Linked DNA regions of Homo sapiens: region 2 is linked to region 1. A link is an interaction called in ENCODE POLR2A ChIA-PET data of the cell type or tissue named here. Cell type or tissue: PC-9. All regions are shown on one strand. Each heading gives the region's core, and the rest is flanking DNA. Links, peaks and the distances in the headings are about the cores only. Region 1 overlaps MYO10 (myosin X). Region 2 holds the start of MIR10522 (microRNA 10522).

Region 1 (11,805 bases), core at 504-5,503:
ATACCCTCACCTCCTGGTTGTGACAACCAACTGTCTTCAGACATCACTAGGAGGCAAAATTGCTCCCAGTTGAGAACAACTGTATCATGTCTATACTCTTAAGGCCACAGATGAAACTTGATAGTATTTTTTCGATCTTCCTCATCTCCACTGTTTTCGTTTTTTTTTTTTTTCTTTTTCCTTTTCTTTTTTCCAGACCCTGAATTCCACCAGATCTACTGTTTCCTAATGGCCTTTCACAGTAGTAAATGTGTGGGAGACCACACATTTATCAGTGTGGAAATTTTATTCTTTGGGATCCAAACTCTCCCCATAAGGTTTGGGCATTTACAATCATTATTTACTGTCTGAGTCATGTGTTCAGTTGTTCAGCCTAGTTAGAATATTCCTGGCCAGCTGGAACCACTGCGCTAAGGCTTTCATTGGTCCCCGTTCTCAGACCCCTCACCCCCTAAGTGCTTTTTTAGTTCCTTTCCCTAGAGTGTTAGAGAAATATTTATTATACTGAGTAATTAAACTGACAGTTGTTCTCCACTAGGAAAAAGGTCGTATTCTCTCGCAAAGCTTTGAGGGCATGTCAAGTTATGTCAAGGTAAATTACATCTGCTGCCTTCTCCCACATATATCTTGGATGGTGTTATTCTGGTATACGTTTATTTTATTTTATTTTATTTTATCTTATGTTATTTTTTGAGATGGAGTATCGCTCTGTCACCTAGGCTGGAGTGCAGTGGTGCGATCTTGGCTCACTGCAACTTCCACCTCTCAGGTTCAAGCAATTCTCCTGCCTCAGCCTGCCGAGTAGCTGGGATTACAGGCGCCCACCACCACGCCCCAACTAATTTTTGTATTTTAGTAGAGATGGGCTTTCACCATGTTGGTCAGGCTGGTCTGGAACTCCTGACTTCAAGTGATTCGCCCACCTCAGCCTCCCAAAGTGCTGGGATTACAGGCGTGAGCCACCGCACCCGGCCTATTCTGGTATCCATTTTAAAAAGAAGTCTAGATTCAGAAGTCACCCAAATAGTACAGAGAGGCCCTTTCTGTGTACCTGCCATTCCCTGGTGGTGGCATCTTACATAACAAAATACAGTGTCAAAATCAGGAAATTGACATTCCTGCAGTCTACAGGCCTTATTCATGTTTCACCAGTTTTGCATACATGCATTTTTTATGTGTGTGTGATTCTGAACAGTGTTATCACATGTGTAGACTTGTACAACCACCAGCAGTCACAATATAGAACTGTTCCATGACAGTCCCTTGGGCTCACCTTTGGTGGCACCCCAGCCTCCCTCCCTCTAACCCCCAGCACCTACTTCTTTTTTCTCCTTCTCTATAGTTTTGTTATTTGAGAGTATTGTATAAATGGAATCGATCAGTACATATTCTTTTGAGACGGACTTTCTTCACTCAGTGCCTTTGCCGCCCATCCATGTTGGTACACGTGCCGGTTTTGTTCCTTTTTTATTATTAAGTAATATTGCATTGTTCAGGAACACTTTTATTTATTTTGTTTATCTTATTTGCTTTTTTGAGATGGAGTCATGCTCTGTCACTCAGGCTGGAGTGCAGTGGCGCAATGTCGGTTCACTGCAGTCTCTGCCTCCCGGGTTCAAGTGATTCTCCTGCCTCAGACTCCCAAGCAGCTGGGTTTACAGGCATGTGCCACCAAGCCCAGCTAATTTTTTTTCTTTTTTGAGACTGAATGTCGCTCTGTTGCCAGGCTGGAGTGCAGTGGCACAATGTCAGCTTACCGCAGTCTCCGCCTCCTGGGTTCAAGTGATTCTCCTGCCTCAGCCTCCCGAGTAGCTGGGACTACAGGCATGTGTCACCATGTCCAGATAATTTTTGTATTTTTAGTAGAGACGGGGTTTCACCATGTTGGCCAGGATGGTCTTGATCTCTTGACCTCGTGATCCACCCACCTTAGCCACCCAAAGTGCTGGGATTACAGGTGTGAGCCACCACACCCGGCCTAATTTTTGTGTTTTTAGTAGAGATAGGGTTTCTCCATGTTGGCCAGGCTGGTCTCAAACTCCTGACCTCAGGTGATCCACCTGCCTTGGCCTCCCAAAGTGCTGAGATTACAGGCGTGAACCACTGCGCCCGGCCTGTGTGTTTATTTATTCCATTATTTAACTTGTGAAGGTTTATTGGACACTTACCATGGGCTAGGACTGTGCTGAGCTTTTTACATGTATTAATTCATTTAATCTGCTTGGTAGTCCTAAGTGATTGTATTGTTTACATCTTTATTTTATGTATGAGAACACAGAGTCTTAGAGAAGGGAGGTAGTCTGCTCAAGTTCACACAGCTGGGAAATGATAGAGCCAGGATAGGAGGCCAGAGAGCTCTAGCTCCATGAACTCATTTGGAGGGGAAGGCAGTTGTTCTGGTAGATTTTTGTTTATTTGTTTGTTTTGTTTTTGAGATGGAGTCTTGTTCCGTTGCCCAGGCTGGAGTGCAGTGGCATGATCTCTGCTCACTGCAACCTCCGTCTCCTGGGTTCAAGAGATTCTCATGCCTCAGCCTCCTGAATAGCTCGAATTACAGGCGCCTGCCACCACGACCAGCTAATTTTTGTGTTTTTAGTAGAGACAGGGTTTCACCATGTTGGCCAGTCTGGTCTTGAACTCCTGACCTCAAGTGATCCCGCCTGCCTTGGCCTCTCAAAGTGCTGGGATTACAGGTGTGAGCTATCACTCCTGGCCGTTCTGGTAGGCTTTTGAAGTCGGAAGAATAGAGACTGTGTGGAAATCTTCAGGAATGCATATTTGCTTCTCCATACAGAGCAGAACAGTCAGGTAATACAAGTCCAAAAGGAATTAGCTGATTTCTGCCAGTGACTGGAACAAGGAATAGAAATTTTCCTATAGCCAAGCAAAAGCAGAAACATAGACCTTCTGCTTCTTTTTGTGATGACAGCAACTGCACACTCATCCCGAGTGATTGGCGTAAGTAAGTGATCCCTGTTCCGAGTGAGGGCTCGAAAAATACTTTCAGTGGGCCAGGCGCGGTGGCTCACGCATGTAATCCCAGTACTTTGGGAGGCTGAGGCAGGCGGATCACCTGAGGTCGGGAGTTTGAGACCAGCCTGACCAACATGGAGAAACCCTGTCTCTACTTAAAATACAAAAATTAGCCAGGCGTGATGGTGCATGCCTGTGATCCCATATTCGGGAGGCTGAGGCAGGAGAATCGCTTGAACCCAGGAGGCGGAGTTTGCAGTGAGCTGAGATTGTGCCATTACATTCCAGTCTGGGCAACAAGAGCGAAACTCTGTCTCAAAAAAAAAAAAAAAAAAAGAAAAGAAAAATAGTTTCAGTGAAATTTTGTGTTTCCAGGGAGCATCCGTGTGGAATGCCAAGGCCACACTGAATTTCATCAGTTATTTTTTTGGAGTTTCGTCTATTTCTGGTAAACTCTAGCTTCCATGAAGCAATATTGAGGGAAAGTGTATTTGCTTTGGAATCCATATGCAGTTTGTAAATCTTGCTTGTAATCTGCTGAGCTGCTGAGCTGATGCTTCTATCTGCCTTGTAGATGGAAGTGACACGCAGCTGTCTAGTCACAGCTTTGGGCTTTTGGACTCTTCACATCTTCCTTACCCATTAAACTTGAAACTGTTTCTTTCAAGTTTAATGATAACAATTTTAAGAAACTATTTTGGAAATTGACTCTCCTAGTAGTGTGAGACTTTAAAAGGTAATGGATGGTTTACATTTAAACCAGCTTTTGAAGGCTGTGATTTAGTTAAGGTGGTGCTACTTGGCAGCTGCTAATATTTTTTATTCCTATGGAATACGTATTCTGTAGTTTAAAAAGAAAGTGGCTAGCATGGTTAGATCAGCAGAAATATTCTTTGTTGTAAAGTATGTAGCCTGGAAGTTATCAAGGGATGGATACATAGGTTAGAATTACTTTTTTTTTGGACCCAGGGTCTTGCTTTTTTGCCTAGGCCGGAGTGCAGTGATGCAATCACAGCTCACTATACCCCGGACCTCCTGGGCTCAAGAGATTCTCCCCCGTTCGGCCTTTTGAGTAGCTGGGACTACAGATGTGTGCCACCATGCCCATCTGATTTTTTCTTTTTTTTTTCCTTTTTTTTTTTGTAGAGATGGGTCTCCCTGTGTTGCCCTGGCTGGTCTTGAGCTTCTGGGTTCCAGTGATCCTCTCCTCCCCTCTCAGCCTCCCAAAGTGCTGGGAATACAGGCATGACCCACCATGTCCTGCTAGAGTTACTGGTTTGCATAGAATGGTAGTTCTCAACTGGAGGCACTTTTGCCTCACCGGGGATATTTAGAAGTATCAGGAGACATTTCTGGTTGTTAACACTGATGGGAGGTGACTACTGGTGTCTAGTGGGTAGAAGCTGAGGATGCTGCTAAACATCCTCAATTGCAGAGGGCAGCCCCCACAATGAAGATTGATCCAGTCTAATAGGTCAATAGTGTTAAGGGTAAGAAAACCTGATATAAAAGATTGACTTACAAGAATCTTCCCTCTTGTATTTTATTTTAATATGCTGCATTTTCTAAATAAAATCATTATTCCTAAAGTAATTTCCATAGTGTACTCTTCGGGGTGTGTGTGAATGATGCATTAATCTGATTTTTATTAATTTTAATACCGGCATTATATTTAGTACAACTTGGTTATATTAAATATCTAGATCTATAGTTATATGTTTGTTTTATTTATTCCAACATTGATTTCTGCAGCATTGGTTAATAGTTGGGATATTAAGCCATTTTTATTTCTAGGCCTTCTCAACTTTGAGTTTCCACTGATCCTAAGAAGCGAAGGAACAGACAATACGGACCTGATTTGTATATTTCTGAGATGAAAGAAAGATTGAAGGGGCTGACGTTAGCAATCTACACTATATTCTTTGGACCTCTTCGTGTCATCTAATTATTTTAGTTAATTACCAACATTTTTGTTACCAACCCTGATAATGCAAGAGGCAGCCTCTTTGAATGGGGTACGTGAACCTTTACCAGTGAATTCATATCTTTTTTCTTTTCCGTTTCTCCCAATTTTGATGAGTAAGTGTGTGGTTTTTCTTCTTAATTTTCATCAAGCCTATTGTTTTCTTGCCAGCCACAGTGATGAATCACTCTAAAAGCTTGGTGAGGGCAGTTGAATCAGCAGGCAAAACTTTTTTATTTGCTGAAAATAAATGGAAGGCTGCTTATAGGTTCACACCCTTGCTGCTCTCATCAAATCTTCAGGCAGGAGGGAAATGAAATTGGATCATCTTAAACTTCCTGGATTTAATCTGTGATTTAGGAGTGAGTTCTTTCCATGCTTCTCCTCTCCTCTTTTCCCTTCCTAGCAAGAGGAGAAAAAAAGCAAGTAATTTAATGTAATCTGATTTTTTTTTTTTTTTTTTTTTTTACTTCATGGCTTTTTGACATTGGAAGAGAAATGAGCCATCTTTCTAGAGGAGCTTTAGTGTCATGTGTGCTTTTCTTATTGATTGGGAATAACTTAAAAAGACTCCTCAGAACTCCGAATGGGATATTTAATTTGTTAGAACACGAGTCTGCACCACTATCTGTTGACGGTGAAATGAATTTACTAAGTGGATAATTTGCTGAGCATTAGCTGACCCTGACGTGGCGGAACGAAGGTCTCTGGAGATGGTTCATGGTGGAAATCTGGGCTTGATGGGTCGGTAATGAGACTTCAGCGATGACATCTTTACCAAGGCTGAGGCTTAACACTCGGGACCAAGCGATTCAACTGGTAAGCGACATGCTTTGAATATTTACTCACCAGCTCTGTTAATTCAGATTCAGGATAAGAAATGTATGGTGAGTGATTTTTTTTTTTTTTTTCTTTTTGACGTAGAGTCTCGCTCTGTCGCCCAGGCTGGAGTGCAGTGGCGCAATTTCAGCTCACTGCAACCTCTGCCTCCTGGGTTCAAGCAATTCTCGTGCCTCAGCCTCCTGAGTAGCTGGGACTACAGGTGCATGCCACCACACCCGGCTAATTTTTTATATTTTTATTGGAGACTGGGTTTTGCCATGTTGGCCAGGCTGGTCTCGAACTCCTGACCTTAGGTGATCCGCCCGCCTTGGCCTACCAAAGTGCTGGGATTGTAGGCGTGAGCCACTGCGCCCAGCCAATGGTGAGTGATTTCTTTGCATCAGAGATGACTGCTTGTTGAAGACCACTGTTGATGGAATTCAGCGTGCCTTCACCTCTGCCACTTGACCTCTGATTGGCCTGCCATTGCTGTGGTTGTACTGGTAGCTAGGAGGGTTCCCATCCCCTGCCATTACTGAGACCATGATGCTGTGGAGGGGGATGCGGAGGACACCAAGGAAGTACGACTGATTGACTGATGCACCTTGGAGGGTCCCTCAGATTTATCTATAAACCCTTAAAAATAACGATAATCATAGAGGACATCTGTGAGGAACTTATTTGGTGCCATTTGCTGTGCTGAGCCATTTATATACAGATATCCTGGATCTCATTGAATCCTCTGCATCTTAGGAACTGTTGTTAATCTCATGTAGAGATGAACTACCTATGGCTTGGAACCCAGTTGTGTTCCCTGGTGGGACTCTGACTTCAGAAAGTACTCTTTTTGTCTTGCACTATATACCTTAGTTCAGTGTAAAGGGCCTGGTTGTTGGATTTTATTTGTGTGATCAATATTATTTTGCAGTTGGCCATTAGCGATCATCTATTCTCACCTCTTCATTTTGTAGACAGAATCTTCACCCCAAGATGTAAGTCCCTTGCCCAGCTTTGAAGAGCTTGTTCATGAATCCAGAGCCTTTTTCTTTGCTGCTGGTGACTTTGGCATTTCTGGGAAATTTCCGTTTATTTAAGGTTATACTTTTAATCTTGTGATGTATGTATATTACAATATTAATTTCTAATCAGCTGCGAAAGTTCCACCCTTGCAAAGTCCCACAGCCAGATGGGATCCCAAGTTTCTTGGCTCCCCCAGAGCTTGTGTGTTCATTTCTTCTCTTACAAGTTGATGTCTCAAGAGCTTATCACTGCTCTCACGGCCAGGTGGCTTGCCGGTTCCAAGGACTGGCAGTGACCTTATAAAATATTTGGACTTTTTCTAGTGCGATACGATCCCATACTAGGCAGTGATTAAATCTCAAGGTTATTTTCATGTCTGGGGTACCCAGTGGAAGGCATGTTTTGTCTAGGACTCCCTTAAATGTAGGAAAGACATATCTGGGGCTAGAAAAATTAGTATTTACAAATAGGCAAAACAAAAGTAGTAGACTCAGCAGAAAGAACAGGTCTGCAGAATTAACAGTGGCATAGGTGGGCCACGTAGGTTCTGTCAGATATCACTGATCCCAGTGAGGTCATGGGGCATATTGATCTGTTCTGCTGACCGCTATCTGATACTGATAACGCATGTTAGGTTCTTATAAGAATGGGCTTGCAGGCTTCTTAGTGTATTCCAGCAGAAGCTCCTGAAGGTCCTTGGGAAGTTTGTCACAGGCAGGAATCATGTGGAATGGCAGCGAAGGAAGGCGGCATGGCCAGCTGTTGGGATCGGCAGAGCTGGCTCTGGCAGTGGGCACTCAGCCAAGCCGCCCGCACTTCCTATAAAACACCCTGGTCTCTACCCAGCTTCCCGTAGGTACTGTAGGAAGAAATGCCACCTTGAACCCTTGGCCCAGCTTGCAGTACCATGCTGGAACATTAAGGTCTTTATCATTTGGTCAGGATCGGACAGACTTGCTCATGTTCCTTTGCTTTTCCTGCCCCACCACTGAAGTTGGTATCTTCAGGTGTGTTTCCAGGGAGGAGCCCAGGTTAGCTGTGTTGTATTGTTTCTTGTCTTAACTGAAATCCCATAAAAGGGGCTGAGTGTAGTATCCCACGTGATCCAGGTCATTCCTCCTCCTGGTGCCTCTTGGCTCCCTCTCCTTCTTGTCTTTTTGTCTCGAGCAACTGTATCCTAACCTCCTCCCTCTCTTGCCACATGGTGGTCTAGTCTTTGCCTGGCCTGTTGTTCTTGGAGCTCAGAATTTTGCTGGCCTTATTTCTGAACTTCAGCTCATACTTACGTATCCTGGTTCTCACTTGTCTCTCTTGTTCTGACTCAAGATGTTGCAGGCTCCTAGCCACACCCAAACCCCACATTGCACACCTACGCTTGCTTTGTCCACTGCCTGGGGTTGGCTGTGTTTCTGTAAGCAGGCAGGTCAGTAGCCTGTCTTCCACTGCCAGCCTTCCCTGGCACTCTGGGCACTGGCCACCTCCACAGTGGCAGATGCAGTTTTGCAAAAGTGACTTCATTCACAAACTTGAGAAGAAGGAAATTCTGCGATACCAGGGTGAAAACCAAAATTAATCATTCAGTCTTGAGCTTTAGACAGCCATACACGTATATACAAGGAGAAGCAGAAGATTGTAGTTTGAAATGTTCATATGCAATTCATACCCTAAAGGCTTGGATTCCTTCTAGCATTACCAACTATGCATCTCTGTGCTTTATTGCTAGAGGAGACTTGACTATTACTCAAGATTTGATTTTTTAAAATGACCTGACAGGAGTGTTAAGAGAATTTTGGCAGTGGCTTGTATCTTTGTCTTTGAGTTTTTAGCACCTTTAAATGCCAAGCATGATTTTTTTTTCCTCTATAACCTAATCTTGGAAGTGAGAAAAGAGTTTGTTTTATAACTGGGGAGAAAGAAATGGTTTATTTTTGTGTTTGATGTCAGTCACAAAAGAAGGGAGGCACTGAGAGAAATGTAAGCTCCTTTTTTGGTGAACTTTACTAAAACCAAAGGGAAGATAGAATTGGCTTTTTTTTTTTTTTTGGGAATAAACAATATCCTTGCGTTCTGGTGTTCAATTGGCAGGTGGCCAGAAAGCATGCCTGTAGCTTAGGAATCATCCCAAACTAAGAGAAAAAGCCTGACTTGCTGGAGGCTGAAATTCAATCTTGGAGGTACCATGGTGTGTGTGTGTGTGTGTGTGTGTGTGTGTGTGTGTGTGTGTGTGTGCAGGGTGGTAGGTGAAGGAAGTCTGGAAGTTGTACCCTTGGCAGCTATAAACAGAATACTCAACCCACTTGGGTGGCTGAAATACAGACTGTTTAAAAGGGTTTTAGTCTGCCATTTGGTCAGAATTAAGGTATGATTCAATATATTATATCCAACGCTGGCCTAAAAACATACTCATTTTTCTTTTGATTAGAGCCAGGTTTAATTAAAATCACTGCTTGACAAGCCCATTAAATAACTGAAACTTCCCTTCCAAAGCTTACCCTGAATGGAGGCATTATGTACCAAATAATGCATTTTTCAAAACCAGTATTGAGACCCAGACTATGTAAGGCACGGTGTACAAAGGCTACAAATATGGGGCCTCAGGTAAGGAAAGTGCGTGCACTGAGTTAGGTCGTGTGCCATAGGGAGTGGTGGGGACTGTGGCTCACCGGAGCTCACTGACCTGGAAGAATTAGGGCTCAGTGTTGCCAGGCCTTCTAGTTGTTAAAGAGAGATCAGAAACCTAGATTTCTGTGAAATGTTGCAATTTGCAAAATGTTGACAAGTAACATAAAATGTTTTGGTTTTTACCTAGTGGGCCGAACAAAACTTGGCTGTGGCTTAAAGTCTTTAGATCAGGGTGTCCAATCTTTTGGCTTCCCTGGGCCACATTGGAAGAAGAGTTGTCTTGAGCCACACATAAAATATACTAACACTAACAATAAGACGACTGATGAGCTTAAAAACAAACAAACAAACAAACAACCTAATTTTTTTTTTTGGAGACGGAATTTCGTTCTTGTTGCCCAGGCTGAAGTGCAATGGCATGATCTTGGCTCACTGCAACCTCCGCCTCCCAGGTTAAAGCAATTCTGCCTCAGCCTCCCAAGTAGCTGGGATTACAGGTGCCCACCACCACACCCGGCTAATTTTTGTATTTTTAGTAGAGATGGGGTTTCACCATGTTGGCCAGGCTGGTCTCGAACTCCTGACCTCAGGTGATCCACCCACCTCGGCCTCCTAAACTGCTGGGATTACAGGCATGAGCCACCGCGGCTGGCCAATTTTTGTTGTTGTTGTTGGTCTAAGACAGGATCTCACTCAGTTACCCAGGATGGAGTGCAGTGGTGCGATCTCGGCATACTGCAACCTTGATTTCCCAGGTTCAAGCGATCCTCCTGCCTCAGTTACCCAAGTAGCTGGGACTACAGGCGTGCACCACAATACCCAGCTAATTTTTGTATTTTTTGTAGAGACGAGGTTTCAGCATGTTGGCCAGCCTAGTCTTGAACTCCTGAGCTCAAGGGATCCCCCCGCCTCAGCCTCCCGAGGTGCTGGGATTAGAGGTGTGAGCCCAGTGCCCAGCAGAAATCTCATAATGTTTTAAGAAAATGTACAAATTTGTGTTGGGCTGCATTCAAAGCCGTCCTTGGCTGCAGGTTGGACAAGTTTGTTTTAGATGGTGAAGAAGTGCTGCTGTGTAACTTTGGAGCAAAGGAAGGGAATGGAATGGCTTATGTTTTCCTTTGGGTTGGTTTAGGTTAGTTTTAGCTTGCTTCCAAAAAATATTTATTGTGAAGTAGTTTTGAGAGGGTGGTATCTAGGTTAGATTTATGTATTTTCTGAATGGATCCTCATAGATCTCTGTTAGTCTTTTTAAATTAAGTTAAATTTTGTTTTAGAGATGGAGTATTGCCATGTTGCCCAGGCTGGTCTCACACTCCTGGCCTCAAGTGATCCTCTTGGCCTGGCCCATTCTTTATGGATCATGCAGGGGTAGAAATTGGATAATCTTGTCTCTTGAAGGGGAGAAAAGCTTTTATTTTTCTATTTTAAACGTTTACTTAATGTCTTTTTTTTTATTTAAGAGCTGTGAGGTTTGGAGGACTAGATGTCATACTAAGATACTTGTTCATAAAACCTGGCATTTGTTTAATGACTGAGTCCCTTTCCCCATAGACTACCTCAGACAGAGTGTAGCATAAATGGGAAGGTTCTAGAAACACAGTATCTGGGTTTGAACACTGCTCTGATGCTTGCTGGGGATATGACCTTGGGGAAGCCACACCCCCATGCTGTGCCTCAGGCTCCCTTTTGTAATATGGGTTTAATCTTAACTGTACCCATCCCGCAGGGTCGCTAGGGAATGAAATGGTGAATGCATTAAAAATGCTTAGAGGAGTGATGGATGCCTAGTGAGCACTGAAAAAGCATTAGGTAGTTTAGTTTCTATTACTAGTTTTTACTAATTATAATAAAATATCTGAGAGCCCCTTTAGTGTAGGACATTGTTATAGGTATTTTCACATCATTTTCACGTGGTCCTTCCAACTCTATGAAGAACAAATTATGATTCCCATTTTATAGATGTCACACTATGGAATAAAGGGCAGAAGACCTGGGTGGATCTCTGACCTGGTCATTTGTCAGCTGTGCAAACTTGGGCAAGTCAGTCTTTCTGGACTCAACTCAAATTTCCTGGATGTAAACAGGGAAAAAAGAAACAAAAACAAAGACAAACTGGATTGTTTCAGGATTTTCAGCTCTGATTTTTAAAAATTTTATTTTTTAAGGTGAGATTCATATAACAAAATTAACCTTTTCTAAATGTACAATTCAGTAGCAGCCAGTGCATCTACATTGTTGTGAAACTATCACCTCTAGTTTCAGAACAATTTCAATACCCCTAAATAAAACCCATACCTGTTATCTTAGTCCATTTTTGTTGCTATAAAGGAATACCTGAGGCTGAGTAATTTATAAGAAAAAGAAGTTTATTTGGCTCATGGTTCTGCGGCTGTATAAGAAGCATG
Region 2 (7,756 bases), core at 1-5,000, 240 kb before region 1:
AAGAGCAAGATTTGTTCTTAAGGTAAGAGTCACAAGAGTAGCTAAGAGCACAATGAAAATGAAAAAAGGAAATAGTTACTATGAGCTACTTATTCTGGGGCACTTGTACAGGAAAAATGACAAGATGTAAAGTTGAGGAAGGTATTTTTCTAATGAAACCTGAAATATTAATGGATGCAAGAAAGGAGTAAGGCAAGAGCGAGAGACTGAAATATGAGACAGATGTAATCATCAGAGTGAGATCAGGGAGGGGATATGGTTAAGAGCATAGTTGGGCTGGATGCAGCGACTCATGCCTGTAATCCCCGCACTTTGGGAGGCTTAGGCAGGTTGATTGTTTGAGCCCAGGAGTTCAAGACCAACTTAGGTAACATGGCAAAACCCTGTCTCTACAAAAATACAAAAGTTAGCCGGGTGTGGTGGTATGCACCTGTAGTCCCAGCTACTCAGGGAGCTGAGATGGGAAGATTGCTTGAACCCAGCACACCGAGGCTGCAGTGAGCTAACCCAGCACACCGAGGCTGCAGTGAGCTGCAATTATGCCCCTCCACTCCAGCCTGTGTGACAGAGTGAGACCCTGTCAAAAAAAAAAAAAAAAAAAAAAAAAGATCGTAGTCTTCACTCGGATCCCTGAAACTGCAAGTCTAGGTTAGAAAAAGAAGGCATTCACACCTAGGAACTTTTTTTCTCTAAAAAATAGAAAATAAATAATTGATTCATTAAGTCACTCTTTTGGTCACTATTCTATGAGCACCTACAAAATACCCTGGCACAACAGCCACCATCCTTGTCCTCCTGGAACTTAAAAGCTGGGAGTGTGGCAGGTGTTAATCAAATGCCCATACAAGTAAATGCAAAATTGCAACTGTGATAGATGCTACGTCAAATTACATGGTTCAATAAGAGTTTATAGTAAGAAGAATTGGCCTACTCAGGTGTCAGCAAAGCCTTCCTCTCTGAATAGGTCAATTCCCCTCACTATAAACTCTTTTTCAGCACAAGTCAAACCCTTATTGGCACAAGGAGAACTTGTCATTGATGAAGTGGCATAATTTCAATTCACAAGTTAGAGTCAATGAGAAGAGAAAGACGGGAAGAAGGCTTGGCATATGCAACGGCCCTGTGGAAGCAGGGAGTACTGGAAGTCCTTGGATCAAAAGATAGTCAGTGTGACCGGAGCAAAAGAGTGAGGTGGAGCATGACAAAAGACGAACCTGGAGACATTAGTAGAACCAGACAAGGTAGGATCTTACAGGACATCCCATAAAAGCTCATCTTAATAGTAAAGCGCTAGGAAGTCATTGATGAGTTTTAAAAAGCATAGGTGGCTGAGCTCACATGATCACATTTGTATTTTATACATTTTCAAAAGTTGACTTTAGCCGCAGCCTGGAGAATGGACCAGAGGAATCCAGAGGGGACAAAATAAGCTAGTGAGGCTACTTTGGTAACCCTGGAAAGAGATGACTATAGCTCAAAAAAGGTGACAGTGGTGAGAATTGAAAAAGAAGATAACTTTAAAAGATATTTAGAAAGATATTATTGAAATTCAGTAAGGGTAAGGTGAAGGAATATTGAGGCTGGCCCCCTACATTTAGGATCTGCCCCAAATTGGGTAGATTACCAGGATGAAGTACACTGGAAGCAGCCTGGATTTCGAAGGAAGATCATGCATTTACTTCTAGATATATTGATTTTAATGTGCCTTTGGGACATTCAAGAGTGGATATCAAGTAGACTGTTGGCCAGGTAAGACTAGATCTCAAAGGAGAAGCCCAAATTATTGATATGAAGAGTAGGCATAGATAGGATAAGATTGTTTATGGACAGAACATGGAGGAAAGGAGAGGTGCCAAGACAGACTCTTGAGGAGCTCAAAGAATCAGTGGCTAGATAGAAGATGATGAAACTGCAAAAGGAAAGAAGAAATGACCAGGAAGTTCAGAAGAAAACTAAGATAGCTTTACGGTCAGAAAATGGGGGCAAGAAAGTTCCAGAAAGAGGACATGTTCAAGAATGTTGCTAAGAAGAAAGGTGAGAGTAGAAAAGTCCATTGGATTGACGTGGAAGAGTAATGGAGCCAGAAGTCATGCTGAGTCAAGCTGAAGAATGAGACAGTGAGTGTAGACAATTCTATCTAGATCCAGAATGACTGAGTCATTGACTATGAATAAAAGCAGTAAAATCAGGAAGGTGATTTGAGGAAGGAGCAAAAGTTCAGACTTGTAGCTGAGAGTTACTAAAGGAAGACCTGACCAAAAAGAATGCAAAATAAATAAATAAACCGAGGAGAGAGATTTCCATTAATTTTCGGTGGCACCAGTTTGCCTGGGTGGGCAATTCTTTCTAGTTATCATAGTCTGAATTTAGCTGGGAAACACCAAGTTGTGGTTAAAAAAAAAAAGGAAAAAATAAAAAACACAAGGAGACAATGAAGTTGAGTAGCCTGAGAGGAAGAGGTGCTAATTGTCTCTGAGAGCCAGGCTCCATATGGAAGGAATTGTCCCCAGGAGGCTGATAATTAGCTGCAAATAGATAAGTCAAGGGATTAGAGACCACGATAAAGACAAAAAGCATGTTTAGGGGAAGGCAGGTTAAGAAAGCTGAATTGACAGGTGAAGTGGATGCTGTCAATGTAGCCTGATATCTGCATGGCAGCCTCTACTTCTATGCCCTCTACTCTGGCCAGACTGTCACCTGCTTTTTGCCGGAGGGTGGGAGTTGAGGTTTTTTGGTTTTTGGTTTTTTTTTTTTTTTTTGAGATAAAATGTCGGTCTTGTTGCCCAGGCTGGAGTGCAGTGGCACGATCTCGGCTCACTGCAACCTCTGCCTCCCAGGTTCAAGCGATTCTCCTGCCTCAGCCTCCCAAGTAGCTGGGATTACAGGTGTCTGCCACCGAGCCCAGCTAATTTTTGTATTTTTAGTAGAAATAGGGTTTCACTATGTCAGCCAGGCTGGTCTTGAACTCCTGACCTCAGGCGATCCGCCTGCCTCGGCCTCCCAAAGTGCTGGGATTACAGGCATGAGCTACCATGCCCGGCCACCTCCTTTTGTCTCAACTCCCTTCCAGGCCAGAAGTGCTGGGCACCAGATTCCCCCTAGAAGCAACCCCCAGCCAACACTCGTCAGGAATCAGTGACTGTCTAATGCAGCTCCTTGGCCTTCCCCCGGTGGGATGTTCTTGCTGCCTCCCAGAGTTCCCCAGTGGGGATGGTTCCAGTTGCCCATGGTGAGCACTTGCTTGCCATTGGACTCTTTTATTAGCTTCTTTCCCTTCCTTGTCTCAGTCCTCCACCCCAACACTGGGATTAGCTCCCATAGAAACGACTTGTATGGGAGTCCTTCTTCAGGGTCTGTTTTTTGGGGAACTCCAGCCAAGACAGTAGGTGGTTGCTGCTGAAGTTTTCAGAGGTGAATCTGTTGAAGCTAAAAAGAGTATTAAAAAGAGTTCAGGATGCTTAAGTGCAGGGGAGAGAAATGTTATTGGTTCTTTTTTTTTTTTTTTTTTTTTTTTCTGAGATGGAGTCTAGCTCTGTCGCCCAGGCTGGAGTGCAGTGGCATGACCTCGGCTCACTGAAAGCTCCGCCTCCCGGGTTCACGCCATTCTCTTGCCTCAGCCTCCTGAGTAGCTGGGACTACAGGCGCCTGTCACCACGCCTGGCTAATTTTTTTTGTATTTTCAGTAGAGACGGGGTTTCACCATGTTAGCCAGGATGGTCTCGATCTCCTGACCTTGTGATCCACCCGCCTCAGACTCCCAAAGTGCTGGGATTACAGGCGTGAGCCACCACGCCCGGCTGGTAAATGTTATTGATTCTAAAATAAAACAGCATTAGAGGCTGCTGTGTTTGGGACTGTCCACATGGACGTCAAATTGACCCCAGATGTCATAGGTGGTGACCTAGAGAAAGAGACCGTGAACCAACGAGGTGGTTCCACAGGGGTGCTGGGTAGATGAGGCAGATGACATGACCCAAAACAAAGAGGATTTTACACAAGGGATGTAAAGTAATGTCTAGGCACCGGAAGGGGGACCAAGGTCAATGTTGACTCCTCCTTCCAGATTTAGGATATGCCGGAGAAACAGCTGCCCCCATTGGAATGGTTCTAAGTTTTTAAAAATAAACTGTCCCTATGGGAGGACAACTGACCAGTCTACAGTGGGTTGGAGATATAGGGAAAGACTTTCCAATAAAAAGGACAGGAGGCTCTAGATGAACCAAACAGGACAACGTAGTAAAGGGGATGAGTTAGGGGGAGAAACAGCAACCAGGGATTGTGCATCTTGAGCAGTGCCTCAGAGTGAAAAGTTCCAACCCGCTTCTGATGCAGCTTCTGGCATGACGCTGAGAACCCAACACGCACAGCCACGCAGCCCAGGTGTCATGGAATTGGGGAAATTGAGCGGGGCAGTTGCTCTGGAGGCCAGGCGGCCATGGACCACTATTCCAGGCTGTCTCTGGCGTTAAGGGCTCCAAGGACTCTCCCCAAACAGGGGCCAACTTTATACTTACATTATGCAATACTTAAACTTAAAACAACTGATGCACAGCTTACAGTTGTGTGAAAATATACAAAGTAATCATCAATGCCCATAGTCTGGCAGCACTGCCTTTTTTAAAGTCCAGGCCTCTTGTTTCTATCAAAATCTCTCTCTCTTCATTCTCCTCATCCTCTTCCTCCCTCTCCTCCCCTCCCCCCTCATCAAAGTAAACTGAATTAGCCTCCAGCAGGTGGACATTAAAAGGATTGTTATTATCTGTGCAGTGTTCATTCTGAAAAGGAATCTGCTACGTAGCAACTTCTGAATTGGGTTCACTTTGTGCTCTTTGAGGCATCACAGAAGTCAGCGTAGAACAGTTTGAACTAATACTCTCCTGCCCAGAAACAACCAAGCGTCCTGGGAAGACGGCGCTGCACTGCTCTGCAGATTCCCCCTCAGGAATGAAAGCTTCCTAGTCCATCCCCTACAAGGATTGAAAGGAGCCTCTTCACTGAAAGTCACAGACCCATCTCCAGATGCCTGCATTCCATGGCTGACCTCCGTGGGGGTCCGAGGCCACAGTGAGTCAGCTTTGCAAGACCATCCCGCCTTCAGAGCTCCTGAGGTCCTGGCTGAGACCTTTATTAAGACTGTGCCACAGCTCAACGTCTCTCCCTTACTTCATCCTGCTCCTTCTCTTCTCCTTTATGATGTAAATCCCCAAAACTCTCCCCAAGAAACATCCTTTTTTCCATCATCACAGAGCTCTGAGGAGCTACAAATGGTGTCGCTTCCAAACAAGGATAATTTCAGGAAACCTGATCTGACGCTGCAACATTGGTTTATAAAAAATACCATACAGGCCGGGTGCAGTGGCTCACGCCTGTAATCCAAACACTTCGGGAGGCCGAGGCAGGAGGATTGCTTGAACCCAGGAGTTCGAGACCAGCCTGCACAACATGGCAAAACCCCATCTTTACAAAAAATTAGCCAGGTCTGATGGCACATGTTTGTAGTCCCAGCTGCTCCGGTAGGCTGAGGTGGGAGGATTACCTGAGCCCAGGAGTTCGAGGCTGCCGTGAACTATGATCACACCACCACACTCCAGCCTGGGTGACAGAGTAAAACCCTGGCTCCAATATATATATATATGTATGTATATGCCGGACACGGTGGCTCACGCCTGTAATCCCAGCACTTTGGGAGGTCGAGGCAGGTGGATCACTTGAGGCCAGGAGTTCGAGACCAGCCTGGAAAACATGGAGAAACACTGTCTCTACTAAAAATGCAAAAATTAGCTGGGTGTGGTAGTGCACACCTGCAATCCCAGCTACTTGGGAAGCTGAGGTAGGAAAGTCGCTTGAACCCAGGAGTTGCAGTAAGCCGAGATCGCACCACTGCACTCCAGCCTGGGCAACAGGGCAAGACTCCGTCTCTAAAAAAAAAGAAAAGAAAAAAGAAAAGAAAATATAATACCAATTTACTAGGTATTGAAGGAGGAAGGGAAAAGAGCTTGTGCTAACTCATTTGACCTTGGAATTGAATCCTCACCTTATGTTTTCTCCAGGGAAGACATATTCTGAAGAATACCAAGATAAAGTATAACAAGAGCTCATCAGCCCAGGATTTGGGTGACGTAGATTCTGGCTTCCATTCTGATGTTAGCTGGAATACACAACGTTCTCTTCATCTACATCCACTTTTAACTTCTCCAAGGACTTCTCTGTGAGAACTGCCAACTCATATGGTAGCCCTGGCTGCCATTTTTGGAGCCCATGCCATGTTCTGACATCTGGAATTCGGCAGTTGTGCCTGCTCTTTCTCAGAAATAGAACTATCATCACAAAGAAAGCTATTTTGGTGGGAAATTTTAAAAGATGGTTTAAACTATAAATTCCACCCTTAAAATTTTTTAATCACAAACAACTTTCAAATATAAATACAAGTAGTCTCCAGTTTTTAAACTAAGCGTATCATATATATAATTCATAATTAATTACTGGCCATGCACAATAGCTCAGGCCTATAATCCCAGCACTTTGGGAGGCCGAGGTAGGAGGATCACTTGAGCTCAGGAGTTCCAGACCAGCCTGAGTAACATAATAAGACCTCGTCTCTACTAAAAATAAAAAATTAGCCAGGCGTGAGGGTGTATACTTGTAGTCCCAGCTAATCAGGAGGCTGGTACGAGAAGATGGCCTGAGCCCGGGAGATTGAGGCTGCAGTGAGCTATGATCGCATCACTGCATTCCAGCCTAAGCAACAGAGCAAGACCCTGTCTCAAAAAATTAAAATAAAGTAAAAACAAACAAACAAAAAATTCACTACCTCAATGGAAGCAATAGTAAAAATAAACATTAGTTCAGCTCAGTAAAAATATCTTGAATGCCCACTGTGTCCCAATCACTATTCAGACCCCAGAGGTACCAGCTGTTCTTCCTAAGCAGCTGATAATTTTGCAGAGAGAAGCTTCCTAGGCCAAAGCATAAAAGCCTATTCAACCCATATACAACTCTGGTAACTCTAACCATCACTTGTAACACCTTTGTACTAAGGGAAAAACATATTCTTAGTTAAACTTCTGGATATCAGATACATGTCTCTCTCTCAGCTCTTGAAGTGAATTAGGGAAGGTCTATAGATACTTCCAGAAAGCAGAAACTTGCTTAATGGAAAATATTGTCCAATACTTTTATTACTGAGCAAGATAAAAAAGGGTTTCCATACGAGCATTATGTTCAAGTTATGTTCAGCAGCGTTAAGAGCTATTGCCCAAAGGCTCCATGACCGCAGAAGTTTGGTAAAGAGTAAGTTTTAACAAGTTCCTTCACTGAGAAGCTTATTAAATACTTCAATATATTATTATGACTTTTATATCTCAAAAAAAAAAACAACAATGCAAGCATACTTAATACCACTGAACTGTACGCTTAGAAATACAGTCATGGGTCAGGTAGAGTGACTCACGCCTGTAATCCCAACACTTTGGGAGGCTGAGGTGGATCACTTGAAGCTAGAAGTTCGAGACCAGCCTGGACAACATGGTGAAACCCCGTCACTACTAAAAATACAAAAATTAGCCGGGCATGGTGGCGTGCGCCTATAGTCCCAACTACTTGGGAGGCTGAGGCAGGAGAATTGCTTGAACCTTGGAGACAGAGGTTGCAGTGAGCCAAGATTGCACAACTGCACTCCAGGCTGGGTGACAGAGCAAGACCCTGTCTCAAAAAAAAAAAAAAGAAAAAGAAAAAAGAAACAGTTGTTTTGCTTAAT

What was found. ChIA-PET counts read pairs that join two places held together with the same protein. Peaks named below come from ENCODE experiments on the same cell type or tissue, not always from the same donor. Only the 100,000 strongest peaks of a DNase experiment are listed, where the experiment ranks them.
Region 2: POLR2A ChIA-PET joins it to region 1 with 23 read pairs; 2 of 35 experiments call an interaction of 5 or more read pairs at or near these places.

The regions. Positions count from the first base shown.
Region 1 is chr5:16,910,005-16,921,809 of GRCh38, reverse strand. The region is part of intron 1 of MYO10 (myosin X); the gene reads left to right. Among named protein-coding and RNA genes, the nearest start is that of MYO10, 20 kb to the left of the region's middle. In PC-9, for the core only: no CTCF peak of the experiment used is centred there; DNase peaks (open chromatin) are centred at 2,739 and 5,149; H3K27ac peaks cover 2,071 bases.
Region 2 is chr5:17,149,152-17,156,907 of GRCh38, reverse strand. All of the region lies in intron 2 of BASP1-AS1 (BASP1 antisense RNA 1), which reads left to right. MIR10522 (microRNA 10522) reads left to right here and starts at 916; the gene lies at 916-978. RefSeq lists an enhancer at 4,858-5,825. In PC-9, for the core only: no CTCF peak of the experiment used is centred there; a DNase peak (open chromatin) is centred at 2,127.